Regions from separate parts of the Mus musculus genome. Here all the other regions are linked to region 4. A link is a loop called in an ENCODE intact Hi-C map of the cell type or tissue named here. Cell type or tissue: left cerebral cortex. All regions are shown on one strand. Links, peaks and the distances in the headings refer to the core of each region. The heading gives the core; the rest is flanking DNA.

The links. Peaks named below come from ENCODE experiments on the same cell type or tissue, not always from the same donor. Only the 100,000 strongest peaks of a DNase experiment are listed, where the experiment ranks them.
Region 1: a loop joins it to region 4, with 6 times the contacts of the local background. A loop is called at or near these places in 34 of 42 quality-filtered maps.
Region 2: it touches region 4 in a loop (3-fold over the local background); 3 of 42 quality-filtered maps call a loop at or near these places.
Region 3: it touches region 4 in a loop (2.5-fold over the local background); 2 of 42 quality-filtered maps call a loop at or near these places.
Region 5: a loop joins it to region 4, with 4 times the contacts of the local background. A loop is called at or near these places in 3 of 42 quality-filtered maps.

What each region holds. Positions count from the first base shown.
Region 1 is chr6:108,062,789-108,068,745 of GRCm38, reverse strand. Setmar (SET domain without mariner transposase fusion) reads right to left here and starts at 3,701. Exons shown (of 2, transcript NM_178391.4): 1 at 3,507-3,701. The coding sequence starts at 3,665. In left cerebral cortex, for the core only: CTCF peaks have their summits at 2,969 and 3,456; DNase peaks (open chromatin) are centred at 2,992, 3,448 and 3,689; H3K4me3 peaks cover 1,330 bases; H3K27ac peaks cover 1,112 bases.
Region 2 is chr6:107,707,395-107,713,351 of GRCm38, reverse strand. No RefSeq gene overlaps it. Among named protein-coding and RNA genes, the nearest start is that of Gm35017, 100 kb to the left of the region's middle. In left cerebral cortex, for the core only: a CTCF peak has its summit at 2,772 (motif pointing right); a DNase peak (open chromatin) is centred at 2,780.
Region 3 is chr6:107,723,404-107,729,360 of GRCm38, reverse strand. No RefSeq gene overlaps it. Among named protein-coding and RNA genes, the nearest start is that of Gm35017, 89 kb to the left of the region's middle. In left cerebral cortex, for the core only: no CTCF peak of the experiment used is centred there; DNase peaks (open chromatin) are centred at 1,185 and 2,545.
Region 4 is chr6:106,797,260-106,803,141 of GRCm38, reverse strand. It overlaps Crbn (cereblon), which reads left to right and starts at 3,055. Exons shown (of 11, transcript NM_175357.3): 1 at 3,055-3,151. The coding sequence starts at 3,085. In left cerebral cortex, for the core only: a CTCF peak has its summit at 2,982 (motif pointing right); a DNase peak (open chromatin) is centred at 3,022; H3K4me3 peaks cover 1,564 bases; H3K27ac peaks cover 904 bases.
Region 5 is chr6:108,405,092-108,411,048 of GRCm38, reverse strand. It overlaps Itpr1 (inositol 1,4,5-trisphosphate receptor 1), which reads right to left. Exons shown (of 62, transcript NM_010585.5): 34 at 5,524-5,649; 35 at 4,831-4,959; 36 at 120-240. Among named protein-coding and RNA genes, the nearest start is that of Gm35165, 65 kb to the left of the region's middle. In left cerebral cortex, for the core only: a CTCF peak has its summit at 2,700 (motif pointing right); a DNase peak (open chromatin) is centred at 2,711.

The sequences.
Region 1 (5,957 bases), core at 405-5,404, 1.3 Mb before region 4:
TCCTTTTATGTATGTGGAATTCAGTGGGGAAAAAAATGAGCTGAAGATGAGCTGGGAATGTAGGTCAGTGATGGAGCATCTGTGTAGCACATGTTTAAGTCTAGATTGCATTCCTAACATCCATAACACACACACACATCCTATATCACTGGTACCACTAGACAGTCTGGGCAACTTTGAGGCTTGTCTTTAAGCATGTGGATTATCTTTTCTGAGAAGCAGTTTTTTTTTTCTTTTTCCTATCAGAGAGAGCTAGCCTCCCAAAATGCCAATATTCTATAAACTCCTCCCTATTGTAAAACTTTTGTAAATTTGTCCATTTTGCCACACCTTGGTAGAGATGGTAGAGATTCTTGGAACTCTCCATAGCAGCCTTCCCCTGCTATAGCACCCATTAGGAACTAGCCAATCATGTCAGATTGTGAGGTTGAACTGTCACCAATGGAGTGAGACTTAGCTACTTGTACTCCCACCTTGGAGTGATTGCTCGACTAGTGTGGGCCACTGTGCACCCTTTTGCCAAAGTAAAACTGCCTGGCTGAGTGACCTCTGCTTTGTTTAGTATCTCATTTTACAACCCCAGGAATATCCTTCTCCAATAGTTTTATTCTCAAGACTTTCATGTATGCCCTCAATGGTTGGCCTAAGAATCAATCACGTGGCTCTTCTTCTCCCCTTCTCCCTCCTCTTAAAAAATAGACCAGGACTTAATTTGGAAACTATGATTAGTACATCAAATCCCCTGAGTTTATGGACACTAATGACTGTAAGGAGTTTAAAGAAGATACTTATAGAGAATCTTTCAACTTCTTGATGCTGCAGGAGAGCAAACCCAGGAACTTGAGCATAAAGCACTTTGTCATTGAATTACTTTCTTAGGAACTAGCTTTGGAGACGGGGTCTTGCTATGAAGACTAGCTTGGCTCCTACATTCACGATTCTCCTGTTTCCACATCTAGTGTTGAGATTATAGGCAAGTGTCTAGCTAATTAAGTTATTCTTAGTTATTTTTTTGCACATAAAATAAAGTAGGCTAAATTAAGAGATTGCATTAGACCAACTGTTTTTATAGATAGGCCTTAGAGAAGATGGCAAAGAAACACACACACACACACACACACACACACACACACACACACACTTTTATTCAGTAGCACAACGAGCTAAAATTGAGTGTAGGATCATCACACTGTTAGTGCTTTGAGGGCAGGGGGCATGTTTTCTTATTCTCTGTATTCCAACTCATCACTTGGCATACTTTTAGTTCTTAATGAGTATTTATTGGAGTTACTTAAGAATGGAGCAATATTTTTCTTTCATGTTAGATACTTCTAGCTTAAAAAAAAAGCAACTGGATGCTGTCTTCTTCAATCAAATGATGTCATCTTCTAGGCCTCGTCTAATACAGTGCCTGGTATATTATAGTCACTCGACTATTTGATGAATAAAGAAAAAAAATAGGTGGTCTTCGCAGACATCCTGGAATGTTTGATCTTGACCAAGCCTTAAGAGCTCATTGGTACATGGAGTATTATCTACTTGTGTTATTAATAAACTGTCAATGCAAATGCAGATGTGTGTTGCTGGCTATGAGTCATAGATGAGAGGGCGCTATTTCTCACATTGAAATCCTGCTTCACCTTTTGAAATCTGCTATAGAATGTATTATCCCATTTTCTGCTCATAAAATCCTAGAAGGAAGAAAGAGCAGCCCTAATTTGTTCTTATTCTGGATGGGGGAAAGCTATACAATTTTAAAGTTATTTTCACTTCGAAAACAACAAACTCTGTGGAGTAGGTAAGATGCTGAAGTCATACTCTTAAGTCTGACATCCGAGGGGGCACCCCTCTGCCAGCATCTTTGGTCTTTCCCTATTCCATAAGCAACTTAGGCCATGGTCTGAGGGGTTGAAGGGTGGAGTAGGGCTTTGAGGTAGCAGCCATTTATTGAGTTCCTACAGAGCACTAGGAACAGTAATTCCCAAGCAGCTGAGAAGAGGGTCTATGACTTAAACTCTAGGGCTTCTGAGGATCTGAAGAAGTTAATTTATGTGTGTCCAAGATCTCTCAGCATGGCGGAGACCTCAGCTAAGTTTGACTCCAGGGGCTGAGATTCATAACCAAGCCTTTCTTACATGTCAGATAGCCGAGACCAGACATGGAGATGGTTTTCTCTGATCCCTCAGTAAGTTCTGAGTACAAGCCAGACAGGGGGAAAAAGCTTTCTGAAAAGTCACGCCTCTGCCACACACATGTTAGGGAACTGCTATTTTACAGACAGTATAAGGTAAGAATCCTTGTTAAGGTCTTATTACAGGTTCAAAGAAAAATATTAAATTCTGTCCATTTAAGAACTTTTCTTTCAGACCAACAGCTTATTTCCCCCTCGAGAGAGAAAGAACATGAAATTGGGTAGATTGCGAGGTGGGCAAGGATCTGTGAGGATTTGGGGGAGGGAAAAAGGATGACAAACATATTGTATGGGATTCTCAAAGAGTAAATAATAGTAAGACGTCAAGAAGACTGCAGTTCCAGTAAACAACCTTGATGAAACTCATTGGCTCTCTGTCTCCTACACACACACACACACACACACACACACACACACACTCACCACAGCGAGATGAAAGATAAAAGGGGCACTAGCCAGGAAGGTGAAGGATTACTGGGAGAGGGTGAGGGACCAGAGAGGGTGGTGGTGCATATCATCAAAACACCTTCTGTGCATATGTGGAAAAATGTCATCACAAAACTCATTATTATGTATAATCAACATTTGCTAATGAACATTTTAAAAATGCCATAGTTAAACTAGATACCCCGTGTGCTAATAAAAAAAAAATAAAAATATCGGGGGTGGGGTGGGGTGTGTGTGTGTGTGTGGGGGGGAAGAAGCCTGTTGTTACAGCCAATTTGACAATTACTACCACGTGGGGGAGCTATGTGTCTCTCTTTCTTGGCTTCTAGGAAAGAGCTCTAGCGCCCCCGGGGGCAGTGAGTAGCCCTGGAATTCTGCTCTGCAGCGAAGTGTGAAACAATCCCCTTCCTACTCACCCCCCCCCCCCCCAGCTTCCTACTCCCCCCAGCTCTTTAGACCTGGCTCTACATGGGCATTGGCCTCAACTACTCAAGATATAAGCAGCTCTCTGGTTCCTTCCATGGAGGCTGTCCGCAGGCCTCTATCTCCGCCCCAACATGGAAGGGTGCAGGCTCCCCTTGGTGAGAATTAAGAGGAGTCTTGTAGTCAGCCCCTGTGGGGCTACAGGACATCCCTCCAACCCAGTCTAGAACAGCGCTGGCCCCGCCTGGGGAGAGAAGGGAAATAGACAGGCCCTTTAGCACCGCCCCTAAGATCGGTGAGCTGCTTTCTAGCTCCGCCCCCATATAAAGGGCACTGGCCCCGCCCCCGGGGGAAAGGGACAGCCCTCTAGCGCCGCCCTCTGGCTCCGCCCCCAAAGAAAAGGGCACCACCCCCAGCCCTTTCAGCCACTTAGCCCTGCCTCTACCTGGAAAGGTTTAGGCCTGGGCTCCGCCCCCAAAGGCCACAAGCTCACAGGCAAGTTCTCCAGGCCGCACGCTACATCTTGTTGTTCTGTCGGGGCTACAGATTCCTCCTCAGATGCTGCTATCTCGAGAGAAAGCTTCTCCACACCTTCCGCAGACATTTATGGTCTCGCTTCGACTACTCGCCTGACCATTTTGGGCCTCCGGGAGGATGCTGGGAGTTGTGGATTCTGCGGCCCTACTTCCTCATGGGAGTTGTAGTTTTCCGTCCCAACAGGCTGCAGGTGAGGGAGATACCTCCCTCAGCGTCGTTGGGGTGCTTTTCCTCTGGATCCCACTGTTTTAAACTAGATACATAGCTGATAATTTCAGAACCACAAAAGGTACAAAATTTGGAGAACTTGAAATGTTTTCGTTTTTTTCTGGGGAACCTTGTGAAGCCTGGTTGTTTGTTCAGCCTTTGAGGGTTTAGTAGGTGTTTGGAAATGTATCGTCTAAGCTGAGGGAGAAAATACAGTCCAGAGAATATAAAGATCTAGAACCCGCGGAGAAGTTGGGTGACTGGCACAGAATTTGTTTTTGATAAGGTCCTCTCCTTGTAAGCTCACCTTGTCCCATTATACAAAACAACAAAAACCTGTTTTGAGTAGAGTCACTCACTGATCACGCCAGAGTTTCTGTATCTGGTGGAAAATGTTAACATTGCCAAATCTCCCCATTTTGCTTGTCTTGCTTCTTTTTCTTATTCTCCCTCTATCCCCTCCTCCTCCTTCTTCTCCTCCTCCCCCTCCTTCTCCTCTTCCTCCTCCTCCTCTTCTTCTAATTTTCTATCTTCACTGCTTTCTGTGATAATAGGGTCCCACAGGGCATCCACTCTTGTTGACCAAAAGTTTGGAGGCTAAAGGGGGACACTGAAATAGATTGTCCTTATAAGAGATTCATTAGAAGATACATTGATGACACAGGCAAACAGACAGACAGGCAGACAAAGGGCCTTCACGGCAGAGCAGGCATTTCTTCTTAGAGGTTTCAGAGGAAGAAGGGAGTAGTTGATGAGTAGCTTGCAGGTAGGCTGTTCCTGAGTTATCTATGAAAGTCACCAAATTACTCTAGCTTCTGGAATTGTTACAGATCCATACAAACGGGGCAGCTTTACAAAATGCAGGATCTTAGGTTTTTCATCTTTGTGTTTTAGAGAAAAAAATTACAAATGTATGTGTGCATAAATAAATATATTCTATATACTTAGGTGTGTGTGTGTGTGTGTGTGTGTGTGTGTGTGTGTGTGTGTGTGTATTTAGCTAGATTTGTTTCAAGACAGGTTATTAGTATGAAACCCAGTGTGGTTTTGAACTCTCCATCCTCTTGATTATTAGGACTACTTGCATGAACCACTGCATCTAAATGTCTTAATTGGCTTTATTTTCAATTCTAGAAAAAGGACAACATTTCACCCTGTAAGGTAGAATAAGCATTCTGATTTTCTGAGCGTAGCATTGGTTGTATAGGAAGAGAAGAGATGGAAAAGCAGAAGCAATAAACAAAAGAAGAATGGTCCTTTCATAGTTACTCTATCCCTGTAAGGCATGGGCAGGAATACAGAACAGTAGGAAAATAAATCATTGCTTAGCACCAGAGTAATGTTTGTGTGCTAAGATTAAGGCAGAGGAATTTTATTATCCTGGGATATTTGTCTGTTATCTCTTTAGTTCTTTATTTCTGCAAAAGGTTACATAGACAGGTTAGTTTCAGCTTGGTGACAAGTGACTCTATCTTGATTTATCGTCTGTCATGGGGTTTTGTTGCAGCAATAGAAACATTAACTAGACAACCAGGATCCAGAAGTTATCATTATTTTGAGATAGGATCTTGATATTTTGCCAAGGCCTGTACTCGATGTGTAGGTTTAACGGATCCTCCTCCTTCAGCCTTTGGCATAGCCAGGTCAGGTGCATGACCTTCCCCTGCCAATATGGTTTCAGACATAAAGGACTAGGATGGCAGTCTCCAGCCCTTAGCTTCTTCTCTACTTCAGTTATGAATATAGGATGCTTTTACTTTCTGACTTATAGGATCCTTAAGCTTAAAATGACTAGAACTAATTGACTCCTCGACAAACTTTTATTGGTAATCTAACAGAGCATCCAAGCAGCAAGCAGAGAGCGTCCTTACCTCCCACCCATCCCCCCGGCCGGCATAATAAGGAGATAGTTGTGCTCAAGTCTTGGTTCTATCTTCATAGTAGTTTTCATTTTTATCACCTCTTACTTAGTTCTAGTTTTAAGCAGCAATAGAAATAATTAGAAACCTGTCTTCAAACTGTAGCAATGACAGTAAGAACAATTGGGGATATAGAGAATAGCATAGTTTAAAAAGATGACTTTAATAGACCAGGGAAGAAATGAGACCCTAGAATTTTATAATTAGGTTTTACATTGTAGCCATAACATGGT
Region 2 (5,957 bases), core at 580-5,579, 910 kb before region 4:
CCTCTCACAGGTCAACGCCACCTGAATTAATTGGTACCTTCTCAGCTGGAGTTCAGTTCTCTTCTCTGATCCTCCTAAGAATGGCATTCAGAGCTCTGCTCTGAGTCCGCTCCACCCTCACGCCCTTCTCCCAGCACCCCCCCCCCCCCTGCCTAATTTACTCATCCCTGGATTAGGTGATTTGCCCTCTGCTGGCCTCTGGCTGTGTAGCTCGATCACCTGCCTTGGACAGCACTTTCACTGTGCCTGGAGGGGTAGAATTCAGAGGTGAATTCAGGAGAGAGTGTGCACCGAAAACCTAGCTACTGGTTCTCTGATGCTCACTGTTTAACCACAACTTGATCACCTGTATAAAAGAGCAGCTAATAGGGCGCCCGTCCCACTGGAGAGCTGCAAACATAAAATAAGCTAATGGAAATAAAGGGTTGGGGAGGGGGTTAATGGAGCGATGCTCCACTAACTATGACAGCCTTCCCCTTTTTACCTGTTCAAACCTTACTGTTTCTTCAGAGCTCCTCTAAATATTCAAAACACACTCCTCAGTTCCCACTCTAGGACAATCTTATTCGGGGAAGTCTGTAGAATTATTTAGTTGGTCGAAGTTTATGTCCAAAATCCCCAGGTTAGAGGTAAATGAAATGTTCGGTAGGCAGAGACCTGAGCCTCTTGTGCTGAGCCGAGCCACACCTCTGATGAAAGGTATTGCTATTTTCTGCCTTCAGGTTAAAGAAATGTCATTCTGTTGATGTTTGTCTTGGGTTCTTGAGCATGTTAAATTGATTCATTGAACGGTGTGTATGGTTTTCCATCAGCGGAGACAATGGTACCCTAGGTGTCTTATTTTCGAGACTATAATCAGTTCAGTACGCTGAGGTGCTGCTTAGACTGTTTAAAACGAAAGGTTCAAACATAGCTGTTTGCTTTCGACCATTAGGGCCAGATGGTGTTGTAGATTCTGAAAGACCACGCAAGAAGTTCCGGGAGAACATTTAGGTGAATCATGATCTCATGTCTGGACAGGTCAAGCTTCTAAGGAAAATTCTCTTCCGGGGTTTTCAGTAGCAGCTCTTATTTATTTTAACAGCAAGAAATTTCAGGTATATTTTGCCTCCCCACTACCTATAATTAGGTCAGAATTCAGGAAAGTGGGCTTCAATTTGCATAGAATGACATTAATCCGGGCATTCTTCCCTTAGCAGGGTTGAAAGAGAGGATTAATCACTTATTCATGCAAAACCAACTTGCATGAATCATTTATTTATCTCATTCTTGTAATTTTGAGGAGCTCTACGTGCCTCAGGCTGTAGAGAGATTTACCTTCCAGGATAAAGGCCTGCCGCCCCTGTAAACAGTACACTTCCTATAGGAAATCAATGGGTAACCATGGAAATGGCCCCATAATGCAAAATTCCACTTTCTTATGAACAAATCCAAACACACACACACACACACACACACACACACACAACGATCGATTGTAAGATGTAAGATGTAAGATGAAAGGGCCTTGCCCAGGCCTCTACCTTTCAGAGAGCCTTTTGTTCCATGGAAGGAAGCCGATAAAACGCAGTGTGGTATCCACAAAAAACGATGGGAAACATGCATATAAAATGAACGTCACTTCTCACAGCCTGGGCTGGAATTTCTTGAGCACTCTTGCTGGAGGCCTAACTGAGACACTTAGCATCTAAAAAAATGTTCCGGAGTACAGGATACTTTTGTACTTGACCTCGTCTGATTTCAACCATCAGTGAGCTCTTTGACAATCTGTTAGAGGGAAAATTCCCCGAGACCGCGACAGATCAAATTGAGCTGCGTGTCTTTGAGCAATTATAAACAAGACGGAACAAAGCACAACAAAGTAAAACAAAAAGTAATCTGTGAATCGAGCAGGTGACCCCTGGAATCAAAGCAGGTTCAAAGAGTTCCAGCCAACAATAAGATCTGACAGCCTTTGGAGAAAGCAGCGGTGAGGGAGAAGCTAATTTAATTGGTTCTAGCTTAATTGGCTAATTGCTGACAGAACCTCCTGCAATTAAGGAAAGCCGGGAGCCTGTGAGTAAACTCCATATTGGCTTGCTGTGCCGTTGCTTAATGCAGGAGACCCGTTCGCGTTTATAGCCTTTTGTAAGTCTTGTTTAACCTGGCTCACAGTTTCCTCATCTGTAAAGCCAGCAGAGGGGCTTAGGGATAGTCATCCGATTTAACCCAGGGATGGTGTGAATGTTACCTGTGGGACTGTCTTCCTTCTTTCTGGTCCTTGACAGAGATGCCTTATCAGTAATGGCACCTTTTCTCACGGACATCAGATAGTGTTAGAATTTTGATTATTATTATTTTTTTTCTCCAGGCAACAGCTTCTCACAGCTCAGATTAGTTGTGCGGGTACATGTATTTGCCACGGTGTGACCTTTAAGGCTCGTTTAACTCTGACATTATAAGAATATAAAATATAATTATAGCAGGAGAATGCTTGTGGCCATTCAATTAGATTGAAAATAGAATTCAAATGATAATCCTAACAATTTCGGTTGTGGTGATGTAGTTGTTAAGTCAAAGGAATTTCTTGATCTCTACTGTACCCAAAATGTTTATTTCAATAAAAACCTACCCCTGAGCTCCTTACTGCTACAAGTGAAATGGTGTTTTAACACCACTGCTGTCCATCACTAAAGATAAAATAAAATGAAAATTATAAAAGTCTGTTATCCTCAGTCAGGAAGGCAATTTAGGTAGTGAATCCAATAACAGCCCGCATGCCCGCTCACTTTCAACACTGGAGGGCAGCACACGGGTGTGTCTTTTGGGAGACATTTGTATTTGGGCCTTGTAAATGTAATTAGACAGTGGTGTGCACTTACACAAGTCAAAAGAGCGCCTTTCATTCAACCAAGATTTTAGCACCGAATTTCACTCACTAGGCTTTTAGACACTTCCTTCTCCTAGTTGTGTTTCTATGTTTTTAGCATTTCAGATTGACCCACTGTACTTAGTTCATGTCATACTTCTCTCCAGTTGTTAGTGGTGTCTCAGTTATAATAATAATAATAATAATAATAATAATGATAATAATAATAATAATAATAAGGAACCACTTTTGGATTCTGAAGGCATAGCATTGATTTCCAGCTCTCTCTTGCTAACTCTCAGACTCTGAGACTTCTCTGTGGTAAATAGAGACAGAAATGTTCAATCCCTGTCATCTCACCACATTGTTAGTGAAAAAAATCAAAACAAACCAAACAAAACAACCCCAAACCCTCACTATTTGTGAAAGCATTGCTTGAAAACAGGTTTAAAAATAATGACCAATCTCTTCTACGCTACCACAGTTGAGATTACAGCTTTTACTTCAAAGGAATCACACAAGTAACTTTCAGGATTATTTTCTAAATTATAGGGTATAATCTGTCAATGAGTAGATTTGGCTGAAATGCATGCTGGGATACCCTGAGCCTGGAGGAAATCTTGTTGGGAGCCGGACTGTAGGTGTGCCATTGATATCATTACTTGGCCCTGAAAGGGCCATCACTGCATTCGGAATAAAGACTGATACTTATTTTTCAAAACTATTAGTCCTAATGTCTCATCTCCCAACAGATATTTCGCAATGCTCCCTTTATTCCTGAAGACAGATAGCAATATCTACCTATATTCATAATCTCATAGGAAAAGCAAGTCAACATAATGTCCTAATTTTAATATAAAGTTTTGGAAAATGTAGTTTAAAATGAATGTAGTCTGAGCTTCAATATGTAAGAGCTTGGGGCTGGTTACATTGAAAGATGTAAAGTGGTCAGGTACTTGTCTCTGCGTGAAGAGGAGAAACCATAAGTATAGACAGAGACAGGAACTTTGTACTTGTGACTCAAATGCCAAGAAGGTAGTTTTATTATTAATGAAGTGATTTTTAAGAGAGTGAAAAATTTTGACAATTTTTTTAAAAACTAGAATCTCCTCCTGATTTATAGGTTTGAGGAAATTCTGAAAATCTGCAACATGTTAGAATTCACAGCAAAACATACCCTCAGGTGATATGTAAGCGAAGTAGGCATCCGACTCCATATACTAACAAAGGGGTTTGCACCTGCAGCAATGTTCAGAGGAACACAGTACCATTAATGCTTGTACATTAGTGGCGGAGTGTCAATTTATCATAGCCTCTATTCACTAAATGCCAGTAAAAGTAGGGCAACTGTATGGGACGAGGTAGATCTTATTGTTGCAGCAACCAAAAACATCATTTATAATTCAAAAATGGAGGCAGTAACATCCTAATTGAAAGTCAGTGATTGATCTAAATATTGGGTTTACATATCATCATGAACATGCAAGAATAAATGAAAATTAGCCCAGGCATTAAATTAACACACAGAGGACAGAATTTAGTGTACAGGCAATGATACAGTACAGGTAGCAACAGCTGACTGGCTATCTAGACATAATTGACAGATAATATACAGATAGCAGTTGTTGAACAGTATCAGTGCTCAGTGAACAGGGCTGATATCCTCTGGGAGCAAAAGTAGAGAACAGGAGGCCCAGACAGATGTCTGATTGAATGAACTAGACTTTGGATCTTTGGATTAAGGAAGAAGTTGAAACTCAATAGACACACAGCTGCTCTGGTCTGATAGCCACTGAACCCCACCGTGATGGAAGCAGTATGAATCCTTATGTCTCTTTCTGGGGATGAGCCTGGTTATTTTGATCAGCCTTAGTCTGGATTTACCAAATTGGGTTTGGGGCTACATACCTAAGGCTTTGTGGATTCACTCCTTAGAGGAGGCAGGGAGTGAATAATGTAGGGCTCAAATACTAGAAGGAAGTTCCAGAAAGACAGGTGTTGGTTCAGCACTGGGAAGCACTTCTGGTGGAATTGCCTGGCTTGCGAAATATGACCTACCCTGGGACAATAACAACTCACATCTTCAAAGAGATTTGTGTCTGCTATTAAGTTTCAGCATATTATCTGAGATCATTTGGGCCTTCGGTTGCTATTAGTCTCATGTTGCCTGGGATCATTTATTTTTAGCCTTCTGGTGAGATCATTTACACTGAGGTAATAGGCTCTACACTTACCAGATTCCAGAAGACCTGGTGTTTAGAAGGGGGCAGGGAATGGCCTCCATTGCTTTTCCATATTGCTTGGGTTTTAGAATCACCAGAGGAAATTTTTTAGTAAATATTTTATTCCATACTCATACATTCGTACAGTATATTTGGCTTCAATCCACCCCTGCCCCACCATTCTCGCCTCTATCTCCCCTAGTTTCCCCTCCCAACTTTATGTGCTCCCTGCTTTGCTTCTTTAATTTCCTAGCCGCTGTGTCATTTAATGCTGCCCATATGTGCATGGGTGTTGGCCCATCTACTGGAGGATGTGTAGTCTCTTAGGGACAAAATCTCTGAAGAAAAGTTATTCTCTCTCTCCCAGTGACCAGCCACTGCCAATTAGCTCCTCAAATGAGGAAAGACTTCATAAGCTCCTCCCCCATCTATGGTGAAGTTTTGGTTGGCTTGCTCTTTCTTGATCACACAGGTCTTCTCCACGCAGTACACCTATTGGGGTTTCATGTGTGCGACTGTGCTGTTGTGGACAGAAAATACTGTTTTGCCGCAGATATCCACTGCTCCTGGCTCTTACAGTCCTTCCACATGTTCTGCCCTCCTCAGACTGTATATATTCAGATGATATAAATATGGGATATGTAGTTCTAAAAAGCCCCCCAAGTGCTCTCCTGTGTAATGCTTATGAGGAATGCCTGTACAAATGTGTAGTTACTTTCTAGCATCTTAGAGCATGTTTTCCGCCAGGGCTCCAATTCACTCTTCTCCAGAATGCCTAGTTTGCTGACAGACACAATGTTCTTACACAATAAATGTTAGGTCTGTCGCTGTCAACCTGGAGTCACAGCTCCTTTAGGGGTCAAATGAGCCTTTCACAGGGGCTGCAT
Region 3 (5,957 bases), core at 656-5,655, 930 kb before region 4:
TCTACTACATATGTGCAGGAAGGCCTAGGTCAAGCTATGTGTGTTCTTTGGTTGACTATGTTGTTCTTTTGGTTCAGACTCTGAGAGCCCCAAGGGTTCAGGTTAGTTGATTCTGTTGGTCTTCCTGTGAAGTTCCTACCCCTTTAGAGGCTGCAATCCTTCCTCCTACTCTTTCATAAGAATCCCCAAGCTCTATCCATAGTTTGGCTGTGGGTGTCTGCATCTGTCTGAGTCTGCTGCTGAGTGGAGCCTCTCAGAGGACAGCCATGCTAGACTGCTGTCTGCAAGCATAACAGTATCATTAATAGTGTCTGGGATTGATGCTTGCCTATGGGTCTCAAGTTGGGCTGGTTATTGGTTGGCCATTCCCTTAGTCTGCGGAAAGAGCAGCATTTTTATTTGTTCCAAATCCAGGACAGGTAGAGTTTCCCCTTCTGCATTCTCAGTCCCTGAGGGAAATCTTCTCTGAATTCAGTTCACATTCTACACTTCTGATTACCCTTGAGCAGATGTGAATTTAGATGGAGCTCATTATCTTGCATTTCCAGGAACTCTGCCTCAGAGATAACCATCTTGGCTTCTACCTTCCCTGTAGTCTATCATCCTCCCTCTTAGTGATATTAGGGTAATGGGAATTGATATGAGCATAACAATAATTTCAATTCTTTTAAATAACTAAATTTGTTTAAGTATTAATGGCATTAACCTGAAGGACTTGTGACTGCTGGTACTAAACCTTCTCCACATCTGTCTTTTTGTTCCCAGAACCACATGTGATGATACATTTTATATAGTAGCTGCCTAATCAGTGGCCATGGTTTGGATAGTTGATAGTATAAGCAACGTCGTGAAGATTTAAAATGTATTGAAAACCTTATAGAAATGTTTTCCTCCCCTCTCACAGCAGCTGTGCAAATCCCATTTTAAAGATGAGAAAACTGAATGGTGGAGCTCATAAGAGCTTTCCCCATGGTAGTGTACCCACAAGATACATGGGTTAGAAAGTAGGTCACTACTGCTTATAATTCCATGCATTTTCTGCACCTTTAAATGCCCAGCTTCTGGTCTTAAGCTGGGAAACTGGGTAGCTTTCCTTTGACTATTTTAACTTTTAGAGATATATGTGAAGACACTAAAACAGGCCCAGGGCTATGGAATAAATGTATGTAAGTAGGAGAGTGTGATATGGAGATGGAATTCTTTTTCTCCATCCTCATTCTCATGCCATGGTCAAATTTCTGCTTCTACAAGTAAGTAGTGTTTACTGTTTATATGACAGACACTAGGACTGGTGCTCTATCAAATGTACATTTGATCCTCACAACCTATACAGTGCAGACACTAGTAATCTTCCAACCATCATGTGAAGAGATTATGAGGTATAGAATAAGCATCGTGTCCATGTTTTCACTACAGCTGCTTCGTTTCAGTCCATCTGTCTGACTGTAGAATAGGATCTTATCCACTTGGTCCAGAATCCACTATTTTTGCATATTCATGAGTTTGCATTAGCCAGTGATCTCTACGAGGTTAAGCTCTTTGAGAGTTGGGCATCTTGTGTTTGACTGTAGTGTGTTCCCACCCTGTTCAGGGCACTTAGTTCATTTAATACTTAGAAAATTGCCAGGTTTGGGTCAGCTGATCACTCTGTCTGTGACACTGAGAGAGAAGATGCCTCCATTTGCATCCTACCTTAAGCATCTTCTGCCTCTTCACTTTTGCCTCGGGGTTTTTAAGCCCCTGGAGCTCTTAGTGTACCTTTTACACAGCACAGAACTAGGAGGGAGTAAATACCCTGGGGGCAATCCTCAACTAATGGCAAGTAGGATAAATGCCTAGGCTCCCTGGTCTTCAGAAGTAATTCTTAGGTGGACTTCTCCTGGGCCCTTGAGAATTAGCGTCAGCTGCACTGAGCTCCAGTTGACCACAGTGCTTTCCAGTGTTTCATTTCCTCCTTGTTTTTGCACTTGCTGCGTAAACGGGAGGTCAGAATAAACTCCTTGCACTAAAGTCCCTTCCTCTGTTTATTAAATAGTTTTGGAGAGTAAACAGACAAATGGGTCACAGCCTTGTTTTCTTACACTTCATACCAGAGGCCAAGTCTTAAAAAAATATGAATGGGTCATGTGGCTGGATTAACTAGATAAATTTATCTCAGGATGGATACAGCCTTGGAGGTTCAAGATAGATATGGTTAAGGTTAATAGAGGTATGGCTTAATTCAGCATTGCTTTTGTTTTGCTCCTTTAATAGTTCACAACATATGACCAATTATACTGCTAAAAAATTATAATGCCTAAAAAGTTACTGAAATGAGTAGGTTGACTTGCTGAGGACAAGGATGGCTACAAATTCAGCTTGCCCCCATCCCCTGTGACATCAATTTTGGTGTAAAATAGACTAACCTGCAGTGTACTCCTATGCCACAGAATCTGCTAGTTGACACATTTTTTTTTTATGACTCTTTCCTCTTGAGTCTCTGTCAAGGATTTATTTTAAAAAGATGCCAGATACATATTCATAATCACTGAGCAGTCACTTCACCAACAAAGGTTGAAAAAAAGAGCATGGCAGATGGTGTCGTGAAAATTATATTGAAGAATACCCCTCATGTTGATGAACGATGCCGCAGTGAAGTCCTGCCATATATATAGGTGGCAGGGAGGATTTATGCCTGGTGTGTCTAGGATCATAATAACTAATGTATCAACTTCTTTGAAAACTTTTTAATTAGAGAGATCAGCAGGGTTTGTGGATGAGTCATGAAGAATAAGACCTTTCACTTGCAGTAAATGAGGGCAAACCAACTATCGGCAGCAAGAGCTTCATTTATTTCAGAGCCTGATATAAATGGCACTGTTCTAATTAGTCAGGCCAAGGGTCTAATCCCTGCATGGGTCAAATCAGGCTGCATCATTTCCTCACCCTGACTGCCCTCTTACTCCCAAGCACTGCAGTCACAGCACCCCATACACACACGTCTAGAAGAATGTGTGGCAAACTACTGTGTAAACCTGACCTTGTTACTTGTCTGATGAAAACCATTTGCTTGTGTCTCAGTGCTGAGTGTAAATTCTGGATTCCTGGCCACAGACCTTGAGGCACTGAATGATTTGACCCTAGCATTTTAGGTCTGTTACTTTTTCACTCCCTAACTTAGCCAAACTGTCCACCTGAGAAGAATGTTCACCTCTAGACACTTGCCATTCTGGAACACTAAGTGCATTATGGTTTTCCTAGCCTATTAGATGGGTGGTTTCTCCAGGTATCAGTTCTAGAATTATTTCAGAGGAGTATTCTCTTACCCTACTATGTTCACAGTACCCTCAGCTGCTAAGCTCTGCTTACTCACCTTGTGTCACTGATAATAAGCAATAGCATTTAACTCTCCAACTGTTTGCTCTAGGAAGCCAGTATATGTCCCCCTAAACTGGGATCATGCCTGACACTTATCATATACTCCATAAGTATATGTTACTTAGATTGTATATGAAGTTAAGTGCACACTGTAGGGTAGTGGATAGAAGTGCCATCTTTTGTGTATAGACTGGAACAATCTAGAGAATTCCCACAGGTTTTAAGCATAAGCTTTTAGGATACTGATCAGTGATTCTTAGGTTAGTCAGTCCCCAATATTAACTTTGTGAGAAATTTGTGTGAAGCTGGGACAGGTGCTGTATTTCTTATTTGAAATCAGTAGCAAATAGGGGCTAGCAAGCAGACTTCTAAGCTTATCATGGTAGCTCACAACGATTTCTAGGACAAAGAACTAAAACTTTATTGTCTTTTAATTGATTTTGCTAGAGTAGTATTCTAGAATTCTAGATAGTACCTTATAGGCACTCAGTTAACATTTTCCAATCAGAGGAAATGTATATACTTCTATTGTTAGTTAGTAGATAGTCTTACAACACACAGTCTTTAGTTTAGTGGACTCATCTCCCACACTGGAAAGGCTAAGGGCTGGTAGATGATCTTCCTGAGGTGGTTTCATTGTGGATTGTGGACTTCGATGAATGAGCCCTTTCAGCCAGGCCCAAGGTATGACATGTCAGGATCAATTCTCACTATTTATATGTATTTCCTGTCAATATTAAATTAATATATAATCCCTAGGTATTATATTGGGCAGATTTCTGCAGATCAATGAAGATGTACTGTCTTGTAGTGATGCTATACAGACAAATAGATGATTTCTTAATTCCTAATGATGATTCTATAGGTATTCCCAAAATTATACAAGTAATTAAGCCATTTATAATAGGAATGAAATTAAGATTCTCTGTGATATGAATTATGTAATTAGAACTTTTCAAATCTTTATGTGTCATGGCCATTTGCACTAAGATAGAAAACAGAGTTACAATTGAAGAATATATTTCTTAGGGCTGTAAGTCAATTAACTAAAGGTCATAAACTGAAAAGGAACAATTTATTATAGGTGTAATGACAGAAGATAATATATTGACAGGGTTTATCAATACAAAATTTCAATGTTAACTTAGACACAAAAAATTTTGTTTTAGACTTTCAATGAACCTGTGGAGCTAGTAACAGATAAGGAACATCTAGCTAGATAACTAGTCTTAATGAAAACACATGTAAACATCTCAGTTGTAAACTTCTTATTCAATTTATGATTTGAATTCATGTTTAAACTTATGGTGAACTTTTGAAAAGATACCATGTGATCTATTCTCCTTAAAAACGTTAAAAAAACAGAAACAAACAAACAAACAAACAGAAAACCCAGGAACAATGACATTAGGTGGCAGAAGGGAAGAACAAATTTTGGAGGAGGAAGAATACGAGAGCAGTATGCAGAATGCAGAGAGAAATCGAGAAAAAGGAGCTGCCGAGCAGAAAGAGCAGGCAGACTTTTCTTTACCATGGGACATAGCAGGTTTTTTCTTAACAGCAAGGCATGCTTCGTCTTAATAAAGAGGACAAAGATTTTTTTCTTACAGATTTTCATTCAATTCATTTAGCAATAAAAGGGTAGAAGCCTATTTTTTCATCCAGAACGAGTGAGTTCGTTCTGTCCTAGCTTTTGCTCCATATGCATAAGTATATAAGTTTAGGTGTGTCTGTGTAAGTATGTAAGTTGATGAGACCGATTGTTGGGCCCAAAAATAAGTATGTGATGATGACATGTATGTGTGAATTATAAATGTTTATGCATATTTGCTTGCATAACTCTGCAAGCATGACTCTCTTCTCTGGGTTTAATAAAACATTATTGCTCCAAACCTCCCACCCACCTGGAAAGTGAGAGGTATGGCTTCTGGGAAAGAGAGAAAGGAGCTCTGGCAATTAATCCATGACTTATTCCCCCATTTTAAAATTTAATTTCTTTTACCTATTCACTCTGTATCCAGTGCACTGCATCCCTCCTGGTAATCCCTCCCACAATTCTTCCCTCATTTTCCACTTCCCTTCTCTTTTGAGTCGGTTGGGGCCCCTTGGGTATTTCCCAACCCTAGCACTTCAAGTCTCTGCAAGGCTAGGCACTTCCTCACTTCCTCTCCCACTGATGCCAGACAAGGCAGCCCAGCTAGAAGAACATATCCCACAGACAGGCAACAGCTTTTGGAACAGTCTCCATTCCAGATGGAGACCCACATGAAGACCAAGCCACAAATCTGCTACATATGTGTAGGGAGGGCTAGGTCCAGCCAGTGTTTGTTCTTTGTTTTATGGTTCAGACTCTGAGAGCTTCACATGTCCAGATTAGTTAATTCTGTTGGAGTTCCTATCCCCTTTGGGGCTGCAATCCTTCTGCCTATTCTTCCATAAGTGTCCCCAAGCTCAATCCATTGTTTGGGTGTCTGCATCTGTCTGAGTCAGCTGCTTGCGCTGAAAGTGTTGTGGGTGGGTTGGTGTCTCTATTACTCCAATGAGGTTTTGCCTGGCTGTAGGAGGTGGCCTCTTCAGGTTCCACATTCCCAGTGTTGTGA
Region 4 (5,882 bases), core at 883-5,882:
CGCAGTAAATTGAAGCCCTAAGTATTGTCCCAAACAATCATTTCTCACAAATAACCCAACCTCTGTGGAACCTATATACACTCTGGAGGACCAGAAAATATTGCAGCAGCTGTGAAAGCTGCATATAACAATTTCTTCCAACCCTGTATTATTCTACATATAACTGAAATATGAGAGTCATTAATAAAATTGTTGACACTGAGGAGGCCATGAAAGATGCCCTGCCTCTGATGATATTCCAGCTTACAGAGCATGTTTCCCCCTTTCCTCCCCTCTAGACCTGTGCAGAGCAGACAAGATTTATCTTTTATCCACCTGTAACTGGGATTTACAGCGTGAGATGCTGAAGTACGCATCTCACAGCAATAACTGCCAGACCCAGCATTTGACAGAGTACTCTAAAGAAAAGATGTCCTCCTACCTGGCTTACTACACACACACACACACACACACACACACACACACACACACACACACATGCACACCAGTATATGATCATGGTTCTTGATTACTTCTAGTATGTAGGGCTTTAATACAAGAAGTGTGCTTGCTTCAGTACTTTTTTCCAGTGCCACGTCTTGTGAGCCTTACTGAAAGGTAAAGCTACAGATACATGTGTCCACGTTAGAGGGATGACAGGAAGAATGAAAAGAACTAGGTAGTGAATTTAAAGGGAGCAGAGATAAAAGAAAATCGGGAAAGACATACAAATGGGGGCTCTGATGATACTGGAGCATGGCTACAAGTGAGAAACAGGAGAGAGAGAGAGACAGGGGGTGGGGGGAGAACTTTTTTAAGTTCTTCCCAATGATTCCTTCTTTCCCAGACAATTCTTTTTTTTTAATTAATTAATTAATTTGTTTTTTTCACTCCATATTTTATCCCCCGCCGATCCATCTGCAGGAGGTATGAGATGTGGCACAGACAATTCTTGACTGACTGACTCGGGGTTCAGATAATTGAAAGGCACTTTTGAGACACCACCAGCAAAGTAAGAGCTTCCTTATTTAGAGACTACCTACTCTGGGCTAGGGAGGATGCTCGGTTGCTGAAGTGTTTGTTGTGCAAGCATGAGGACCCGAGTTCAATCTCAAGAATCTATATTAAAATGTACTTTTTAATCCAGTCGTGTGGTAAGCTTCACTTGTAATATCCTCCAACACAACAGAGGCAGAGACACTGGATCCCTGGGGACCACTGGGGAGTCACCCTGGCCTAATTGCTTACTCTTAGGCCAATGAAAGACATTGCCACAATAAACCAGGTGTATTACTCCCAAGTAATAAAACTCTAGGTTGATATTTTGGCCACCATACTCACTGACACACTTGCTCCCCTGTGAACCAAAAAGTGTCATCTTACACATGCACAGATAGATATATAAAATAGAAACCAGATGCTTGCTGAGATAGAAAATTCTGCAGCTAAACAATTTATTGAAATTCTGTGAACTGTATTTAAATTGATCCAGCGACAACAAAAATATGTGTGTGTGTGTACAGCTATGCACATTCATTCATCACTTGGTTGAACTTCTTGTTCTCTCTTTAACAGTCACCATCTATGTTCCATGCTCTCTGGTGGTCTAGACCTGAATTGTCCTCTTACTAGCGAGAAAAACACCTTAACTCATTACAATGGCTCATGCAGCTGTTTTTAACTCGATCATAAAAGGCATCAATATTGTATATGCTATTAAAGGGAATACATCTGGGACATTTGCGTTCTGGTTTTAACATTGGGTAAACTGAGTCCTGGGGATATAAAAGTGACTTGGCCAAGGCCAGAGTGACTCAGGGACAGAAGGCTGAGTGATATGGAATTGATAGTGTTAGGCTGAACCCCTGCTCTTCCCCTGTACAAGCTGGGAAACCCAGTCTACTCTCCTTCCCTGATCCCCAACCGCGGAGTGAAAACTCCACCTCTGTCTTGGAGAAAACTCCGGGCTAACATGTCAGCATTTCCTGGAACCCACCCAAGAGTGGCTGCCAGGGGATCAGTTTTTAACCAGGTATGGGCAACAACCCCATCTCCTAACCAACAAGTAATCACTCCTCACCAAAACTCTATAAAGTCACGTTGCTTAAACCTGGGTGTTTGACTTCACTGACCTCCACCTGTGAGACCAGCGAACTCCCCTTAGAGCTGCCTCCTGATAACTATGCCTTTACCTACTTTTAATCTGGTCTAATCTGGCCTATGTGTTGGTCACCATAGGAAACGCCTATCGGATCCAGTTACCATTCCAACGTGTTTTTGGGTTGTGAATTTTTTTTTAATGCAGCATTTTTTTCTTGGGGTAAAAATGTCTTCAAACCTCAGATTCATTAGTTTACTTTTTTTTCCTTCCTCTTATTCTCTGCCTACTACCACTACTTCCTTCTTTAGATATCGTTTGTCATTCCATTATTTTCTTTTCTTCAGTGAAAACGTGTTAGAAATATATTGTATACACTCTTAAAATTGGAAAAAAAAAATCCATCCACAACTCCAGTGCTAGACAATTCTCTTTCTTTTAGCATGTTGTAATTGTTTTTTACCATACATTGATCCATTTTTCTCTTAGTGAAGCCATTATGACTAGGCTAGTTTATATACTGACAGTTTTATTTTCCAGGTGATTATCAGCCTTTTTTGTCCTTGCAAATCTTTGCTTCATACTGATACATGTTAATTTGGGGCTATATCCGAGGGCTACTGAAATCGTTTTAAAAATCTGCTATATTCCAACGGCCCCTGGAACAGTCCATACTTCCAGACAAAAGAGGATGCTGTATAAGGACGTGTTTGCTCCAAGTGGACACTAAAAACACAGACTTGGGTTTCCCACCTGTCAAAACGTCTTTGTGGCTGAGAAGGGAGCTGTGTAACTTGTGTGGGGTCAGTGGGTCATGGATAACTTTGGGTTTCTTGTCCTCCTTAAAGATGGTCCTCTTCATTTGGCTCCGCTGTGCCGCTCTCGGCTCGCCTCGTTGGAGCCGCCAGGGGGCGCTGTGGCCCGGGAGCGTGGCGGCGGCGTATCGCAGACCCTCCCCCTGCGTGCCGGCACCGCCCTTTCCCAGGCTCCTTTGCGGGTAAACAGACATGGCCGGCGAGGGAGATCAGCAGGACGCTGCGCACAACATGGGAAACCACCTGCCGCTTCTGCCTGGTAACCTCCGGGACGGGCGCCTGGCCGTGGGTGGAGACCGAGGACCGGGGCCGATCCCGCAGGGAGGACGGGGACAGCTACTCGGGCGCAGCGGCCGGTGGGAAGCCTCCCGTGTGAGCCTCGCCCTCCGCAGCTCTGCGCTTTCCTCCCGGCCTGTCTCCTGGGCTGTCGGGGATGTTGGGGCCACGGACTTTGGTTTCCCAGAGCAGGGACCCCCATTCCTTTCCATCTTTCTCCCAAGCCGGCCTCCCTGAAAATTTTGTGGGAGTAGGCGAAGTTGAGAACCGGGTGACATTAGCAGCCGTTACTTTTCCTGCTCATCTGCTTTCTCATAAGACTGACAGCTAACATGCAGTAGGCATTTGCACGTCGTGGGCCCCGCAGTGAATGCTTTGCGTGCATTTCTGCTTTTATTATTACACCTGTCATCTGTCCAGAGCCTTGCTTATGGAGGAGAAACTTATCGACGGGTTGTTAAATGTATACCATCCAGTGACGTGGAAGGTCACACAGTTGCAGATAGGGCTGCGCGGTGTACTGATCTGCCACCACAGCTGGTATCTCTTAGCTATCTCTCTGTGGAGGTAGTTATTTAGCGGTTTTTCTCAGGTCTGCAAATAATATGCCTACTTTTAGGGTACTCAGGAGAACGGTATTACCGATTTCTCCTGCTTACTTTATGCCTTTATGGTTTATGACAACTTATGTTGCAGTATTGAATGCTGAAAGTGGATGAACTAGTGGTACGGACTGTTCTTAGAATGCTGTAGAAACACAGACTATTGCCAGAGCCTTTTGGTTGTAGTTAAAAGCCATGCAGTCTGTTAACCTTGTTTGTAGGAAAAACATCAGTCGGCTACTTTTAGGAGGGTCACAGTTAGGATAAGGCTATTGAGAATAATTACAATCACAGGTGCAGTTCATTTAGAGCCATATAAGCAACTGCTGCTGGGTGTACTGGGTTTGTGTTTTTTGCTGGATTGGATACCAGGCACTCCCAAATCCTCTGAGCTATGTCTCCAACTCCTGCTGTGATTTTCATGGGTAGGGATTATTGTGGGATTTGAAAATCTTGTGATGGAGATTCACTTAGGGTTCATTTGTGGACTAGGTTAGTCCTACATTGTTGAAACCGTGCATCCTTAGTCATTTCAGTTAGGAACTTTTTTGTGTGGGGTGTGAAGAAATAATTTCAGGTTTCAGTTTGTTGCCTCAGAAGGTGTGCTTCAGGTGTGAATGTGTTCCTTGGTGGTAGTGTAGACAGAAGAAGAAATGCTGGGTGCAGGGCCAGTGCATAGAAAGCACCTTTTCTGTAAGCCACTGGTTATTGAGCTGTACTCGCGGCAGTTCCTAAAGGTGATCATCTTTCAACAGAAGAGATTTCAGGGACAGCAGCTCCACTGTGAATGGAGCAGACGTTTAGGGAAAGTGGTGGAGTAGGAGAAGGGTGCTCCCCCGCTATTGGCATTCATCAGGTGCTTCTGTGTGAGCCACCGGGAGCTCTGAAAACTCTGTAGTTTCTCAATTTGAAATATTAGAAGGAAGAGGCTCACAGATGTTGTAGATATAGAATAGTGGGTTTCCAAATTATAATAGTTTTATTTCTGGAGACACTTTGGCTTGTCCCCTGAATTCATGTAGTGTAACTTGCTTTGAAAAGTGATCATCCTTAACAGCTAAGGGAATTGCTTAACATTTTAGGTGTGAAGAATCCATATTGGACAAATTAAGTGCTCAAATAAAAACATAACCAAGTTGGAGAAGTTAATTATAGCCTGTTCATAAGCAAATTCTTTTAAAGAATAAACATAGGAAATTTCAGGTGTATTAGCCCTGGAGCTAATAGCAGGTACTTTAAACTTGCTGTAGTAAAGAAGAGAATGGGTCTCTCCAAATGTCAAGTAAAATCTACATTCTCGGAGTTGTAGATGAAAAAATTAAATTCAGAATGTTTTTCTTATTTTAGCTTCGTCTTTATCGCTTGATAAACTTCCCTATTGTCAATAAAATCATGTTTAGAAATGTTAAATAGAAACTATCTGCATACCACTTGAATTATGTTCTTCTCTTTGACAGAGCCTTTTATCTAGGAATTTATAATAAAAATAAAGTAAAATCTTCATGTTTTTTCATAAGAACATCCTTTTAGGTAGTTTGGTGTAAATAATAATTTTCAAAAATGGAAAAGCTGACCAATTTGTAATGAAACCTTATGCATTTTAAAACTTTTTGGATGTATTTAAAAACATTTGAAGAGAAATGAGACTTAGTTTAGGCCATTGTTTCCCAACCTTGAGACTGTCACCCTTTCAGCCTGGAAAACCCCTGGCTATGTTGCAGCACAGTGTGTGTAAGAGCCTAGACAACTCCTAGTCTGCATTACCGGGGTTTTTATAGTTGTGACAGTCAAAGATATCTTCAGACAGTTCTAAACATTACAAGGAACAAAGTCATCGAGTTGGAAATGTTCCCATAGTTAGCAGGAAAAGAACAGCTCACACTTGATAGAATACCACTTCTAGAAAGTAGCGTTGTGTTTTGTTTCTTCAGACTTTCATCTCTGCCCTTGGCAGCATCATGTTATCAGGTGGATCAGCTTAGCTTTCATTTCATTTCAAAAAAAAAAGTGCAGGTAGAGTTCTTAAGATATCTCCTTTTGCCAGGCAGTGGTGGCGCACTCCTTTAATCCCAGCACTTGGGAGGCAGAGGCAGGCAGATTTCTGAGTTCGAG
Region 5 (5,957 bases), core at 506-5,505, 1.6 Mb before region 4:
GAGCTCGGCTCTGGGTCTGGCTTTGCAGCTTCCTTCCTTGGGAGAGCTGCGGCTCGGCTCGGTAAACAGCAGGCCACTCATTTTCATCCCGCCACATCCAGACGGATTGGCTGCCTTACCTACGTCAGAGAGCACCCGGATGCAGCTCTCCACCGAGGCTTTTTGGCTCGGCATCAGCCAGTTGCAGTGGTAAACTCGGAACACGCCTTGCAGGAGTTGCACAAAGACAGGCTGGCGGGTCTATAAGAGAGAGAGGCGAGGTGAAGAAGGCTGCAGAACACAGATGGCCTGGCTAGAAACAGAGGCTGTCTGGAACCCTCCACATCTTAGTGGGAGGATTCCAGAAGGGTCAAGGACTGGATTCCAGAATGTGTCTGCTTTGGTGTAGATGTTGACTATCCCCTAAAGAGCTATGTATTAAAGGGACTGGTCTTCAGACTGGTACCATAGGAAGGAGGTGGGACCTAGGAAGAGGTCCTTCGGGCATCCAAAGGACAGGGGGTGGGACATTGCCCTCCTCCTTGCTATTGTTGCTTTCTTTTTATGATTGGTTGAACATGTCTACCCCATCAGACACTCCTGCCATGATATGCTGCCTCACCGCAAAGCTTTGGGGAAAAAAAAATTAATCTTTTTTTGTTTGTAACTAAATTAGTCTGTTTTTTTTTCATCATATCAACAGAAAGCTGAAGAACACAGTGCCTAGATGGTGAGAGAAGCTCAGGAGCATTTTAAAGCAATAAAATAGTATCACCGACTTCATGTTACTTATTTTAGATGCATTTTAAACTTGATATTATCTAATGAATTCTGATCACCAGAGTGAGCAGGGAAATCAAACGCTCCAAAGCAGTAAAGCCACGCAACTACGAACCAGATGAATTAACCCAGGTCAGCGATTTCACCCTGGTGTGAGTGGCCCCCAGCATGTTAGATGTACCACAGTCACTTAGACCAAACTCTCCTTGAAGCACCATGTCCCAAGAAAAGCTCTGACCTCATGATTCTGCTGCTGCTGCAGCGTCCCAACAGCTGCACTACAGGTGCAAACCACCATCCTGAGCTAGCATCTGTATGTCCAATACTTTGTTTGCTTATTTAATTTACTTATTGTTTAACTGTATGCATTCATGTGTGTCATGGGGAGTCAGTTCTGTCCTTCTAGCATGGGAGTTCCAGGGATCAAACACAGGCCTACTAGGCATGCTAGCAAGTGCCTTTATACTTGAGCCATTTCACTGGCCCTAGACACTATATATTTTTTTTTTTTTTTTTTGGCTTTTTCAAGACAGGGTTTCTCTATAGCCCTGGCTGTCCTGTAGACACTATATTTTTAATTCACAAAAATGGAATGCCAGATGGATGTCAGCAGGGACGTCACCTCTATCCTTATTTATGACAGTCTCTTTGATGGTACAAAGACAACCCAGCTGTAATGGGTAGTGACAATAAATATCCATTTAACCCAGAGCACGGGCACAAGCCAATTGCTTTCTATGAGAAGACCTCTCTTTGGCCTCATGAGAAGAACTAAGTTTGCACTCCTTTTAAAGTAAGAGCATGCATACAGCTAGTGAATTAGATACTGACTTTCTGAATGCTTTTTAAAGTAGGGATTTCTTATCTCTATTCATGTGACATTTTTCTCTTTGGACATGCCAGGCAAAGGTGTATGGTGAGCTGCACCAGTCATCTGTTTGGGGCAGATAACTCATTCGGCTGCACTAAAGTGCATCGGAAAGGAGTAAAGAAAGAGGCGGTGAGAAATCTAAAGGGATTTCCATGGTGAGAGGGAACCAAGGCAAGTGCTAGAGGAGAAAGAGAGCCTGTTTTAAGAAAATGAAACAGAGGAATAGAATTTTCAGTTCCCCCCTACAAATGCGGTTCATGTATCTTCCCATTGTTGGGTGCGTGATACAAGCCAGATGTGTCATGCATGATCTCATTTGGACCTGGATAATAACTATGTGACATGGAAGTTACCTTTGTGTTCTAGTATAAGACAAAGGCTGGGCAAGGATAAAATTATCCAAAACTGCTAAGAGAGGCCAGCAGAGCGCTGACTCAACCTCTTCTCCCCATTCAGGTCAGCTGGGACTGGAATCTTCCGGAAGAACAGCCTGCCCTGCGCTCCCAACCACCCAGCAGCAAGCTTCAGTACTCATAGAGGTCAAGGGGACAGGGAGCCAGAGGAATTGGCCAAGGAACCTAGAGTCAGTTCCTATGGCTGTGGCTTCTGCTTAACCTCTGAGTTTATAAAGGGTCCCAATCGAAAGAGCTACCTGCCCCGAGTCCTTGCCCCTGGCCTGCCCCTGTGCTAAGAACTGCGCGAGTATCTCATTTAGCCTTAGAATGACCCTGTGAAGAAGGAAGGGGCATTATTATAAATGCTGAGCTTGAGACGAGACCCCTATAGTCTAAGTCACGGAGAAGTGTTCCTTGGTTAGTCAATTCACACGAACCAGTGTTTATGAGCCATCTGCTTCCTCCTGTCTGATACCTGGGCATATAAAGGTGACCGAATGAGTTCTCAGTAGTTGCCTCCTAACTGAAAAATGTGACAGGCAGCATGGTGACATCAGCTCACTTGACTTCTTAGCCAAAAGGACAGGGCTAGTCCTATAGTCTATTCATTGTTTGATTGGGTAAAGAGTGATACAGGGACTCAAGGATACATGTAATTTCAGGAGTTATCCACAAGGGGGCACTGCTGGAATGTGGTGGAACCTTTGATAGGTAAGGCACTGTGGAAGGGACATTGGGACAGTGGCTCCTTTTCATTTCTTTCTCCTTTTTCCCTTCCTGTCTTCCCTCTGCCCACCTTTCTCCCCATGCCTCCAGTTGCAGGCACCACACTGTAATGTGAAATAGTCCTGCAGTCCTACTTGGTTATGAATCCTATCCCTATCCTATCCATAACTGCGCCTTCCTCTGGCCTCTCAGCTCCTCTCTTGAACCATTCATGTTCCCTCCAGGCCCCGCGAAGTCCCTTCCCTGCCCCGGCTAAGACTTTATTTTTAATCTTTAGCCATTTTATCCTTCTGAGTCTCAGAGCTCAAGTACTAACTCAAAAAATTGGTAACTAGGTGCTGGTCGTTAATACCAGCATCAAAGGCCCAGCAATGTCTGAGACACTAGTCTGCAGACCGGTAGAGGCTGCCACATTTGAACCTCCTGCTGTGTGCTAGGTACTATACTGAATGTTTCAAATAAATATTGTATCTCATTCTCACAAGAGCACACCAAGTTGATATTATATTCTTGCCAGACATACACGATAAGTTCTGAGCCAGGTGTGGTGGCACCGTTGGGAGGTCAAAGCAGGAGGATCAGGAAGTCAAGGCCAGCCTTGGTGACATAGTGAGTCTGAGCCACCATAGGCTACATGAGACCCTGTTTCAAAATAGAAAGGAGAAAAAGAGAAGGCATGAAAAGGGAGGGGAGGGGAGGGAACAGGAAGTTCAGTGACCTCTCTGTGTTAACAGAGCTCAGATAGGACAGAATAGAGATTTGAATCCAATCTGTCTTGCTCTAAAGCTTCCAGAATTCTCCTCTTCCTCCCTGGAATTCACATTTACAAGCTGATACTTGGGCATTTCCCTGGCAGCTCAAATGCAGTGCATCTAACGCCAAATTCATCGGTCTCAGCTCTGACATAGGAGGCGGGAGGGAGAAAGAACTGAGATGTAGCTAAGGAGAAGACACGCCTTACAAAGGAACAGCACGAGAGGCTACACAGGCGTGTTCATTACCAATGAAAGGTTCAGAGATCTATCAGCTACGTCTTCAGAATTACACCTTGATTTCTGGGTATAAACTACACCTTAGGAGAGATTTGGAATATTTGTCATTTGAAGATTTACTTCTCTGGCAATTCTTGCTTATATGCTGGATAAATTTAGTCCACAGAAGGAAACAGTAGCAACCAAGGTGAGAAGCCATAATGTATGCCCCATTTAAAGCTGTGTGTGTGTGTGTGTGTGTGTGTCTGTCTGTCTGTCTGTCTGTCTGTCTCCAGGTACACATGTTCAACAGCACAGGTTTGGAATTCAGAGGACAATCCTTACAAGCTGATTGTCTCTTGCTACCCAGTAGATACAGGGATTGAACTCAGGTCGTCAGGCCTGTGAGCACGTGCCTCCACCTGTTGGGCCATCAGCCGACCCACGGCATACAGCTTATGGTTTTCAACACTGTTTCACTATCTCCTGGGGCATCACCATCTCGAATGTCACCTTCTACTACAAGAGAAGCGTGTCTGGCCTCATTAATCACTGTGATTTCCTGGTTGGCACTTGGTGTAAAAGTACAAAGAGATGATGCACCTGGCTGTTGTTAATGGGCTCTACTTCTCAAGAATGGATCGCCACTCTCGTGTATCCTTGGGTTCTCCATGTGCAGATTTATCAAGGACTGAAAATATCTGAAAAATCATCAGGTCTGTATGGAATTCATACACAGTTTTCCTTGCCCCTGAATAATATGGTGGGCCAACTACTCTCACAGCGGCTGCATGGCATGGCTCACTGTAAGTCGCTTAGAGACGATTTAAAGTCTGAGGGAGCATGTGGGTAGCTTCTATGCAACTATAACACCATTTACTGTTCAGGACTTAAGCACCCCTGGATTTTGGTATGTGAGGACCGAGAAGGTCCAAGAGCCAATCCCTACAGGTACTATGGGCAACTTCCCTTCTGCCCCCAAGGGCCCCTGACAGAGCCACCTTCCATTCTGGCTTTGCAGAATGGCTCATTTCCAGCTCCCTGCACATGCCTGGATGTAGACTGCAGATGCCCACATGAAAACTGTCCCTCGGGAGGCCGTTCTCACCTGCAGAGTGGTGCTCTGGTCTGAGAAGGGAGAGCTGAAGAAGGTGGTGACGATGCTCATCACGATTTCAGTGACGTACTTCTCCAGAATGGAGTCTGCGTGCTTCCTGTCGCTTGTGTTGTTACAGGCCTAGAAAAGAGACAGAGACTGGGAACTCAACTCGGTATGCAAGCCTACTCCAGAATATCAACAAATGACATTCCTCACGGGACAGAAGTAAAGATATGGAGGCCACAGTGTATAACAGATGATCATGAAGATTTCAGTGTGGAACAGGAAGTCACAGTGTATAATAGGTGACAAACAGGAAGTCACAGTGTATAATAGGTGACCACACGGGTTTTGGAATGAGAGATGCTTTGGATAGTATAGTACCTGTCCACTATTTAATCGTTCTGCTTGGAATAAGATTAGCCCTTTCTAAGGTTGGAGAATAAATTTTTAAACAAATTGAATAGTTCTATACCTTGAGTTACAAAAAAAAATCACTTATATTACAGATGAAATAAGAAATTACTAAAAAGAAAAAAGTAACAAAAGTATCAAGTATGAACAGACCCTTCCACTCAGAACTGTTCATGGAAGAAAATTCACAACTGGCTTTTACAGCATTTCTGAACAGGGATGACAGACAGTCCTATCATACTCACACACACAGACACAGACACAGACACACACACACACACGCCTCACCCTGCAGATGTCCACGAGGAAATTCTCAAACAACTTCCACATGTGGTTGCTTGTGTAAATCTCCTTCATCTCCACCTCCGTATCCACATAGCAGTGATTCAGGAAGTTAATGTAAGCGATCTTAACCTGAAGGGAGAAAGAAGCTCTTGTGACAACCCCGCTTCCACAAGGAGCCCATGAGCTCTCGCTTCCTCTCCAAGGTTCGGTGCCCAGTCTTATTCCACTACCCCTGCTGGCTCTCGTGTCTGTAGCTTTTTGATTTTCCAAATTCACAACTATAAAATTCAAAACCCCAAAGCATAAAGCTTTAGGGAGAGACTGTTTTTATGATCTCAAGGTAAGGTTGGATGAAAAGATTCAAGTTTGACTACACTGTTCCTGTTGGCAAGAAGGCAGCGTTATTACATGGTCCAGCCTGGGAGATGTTTGCAATG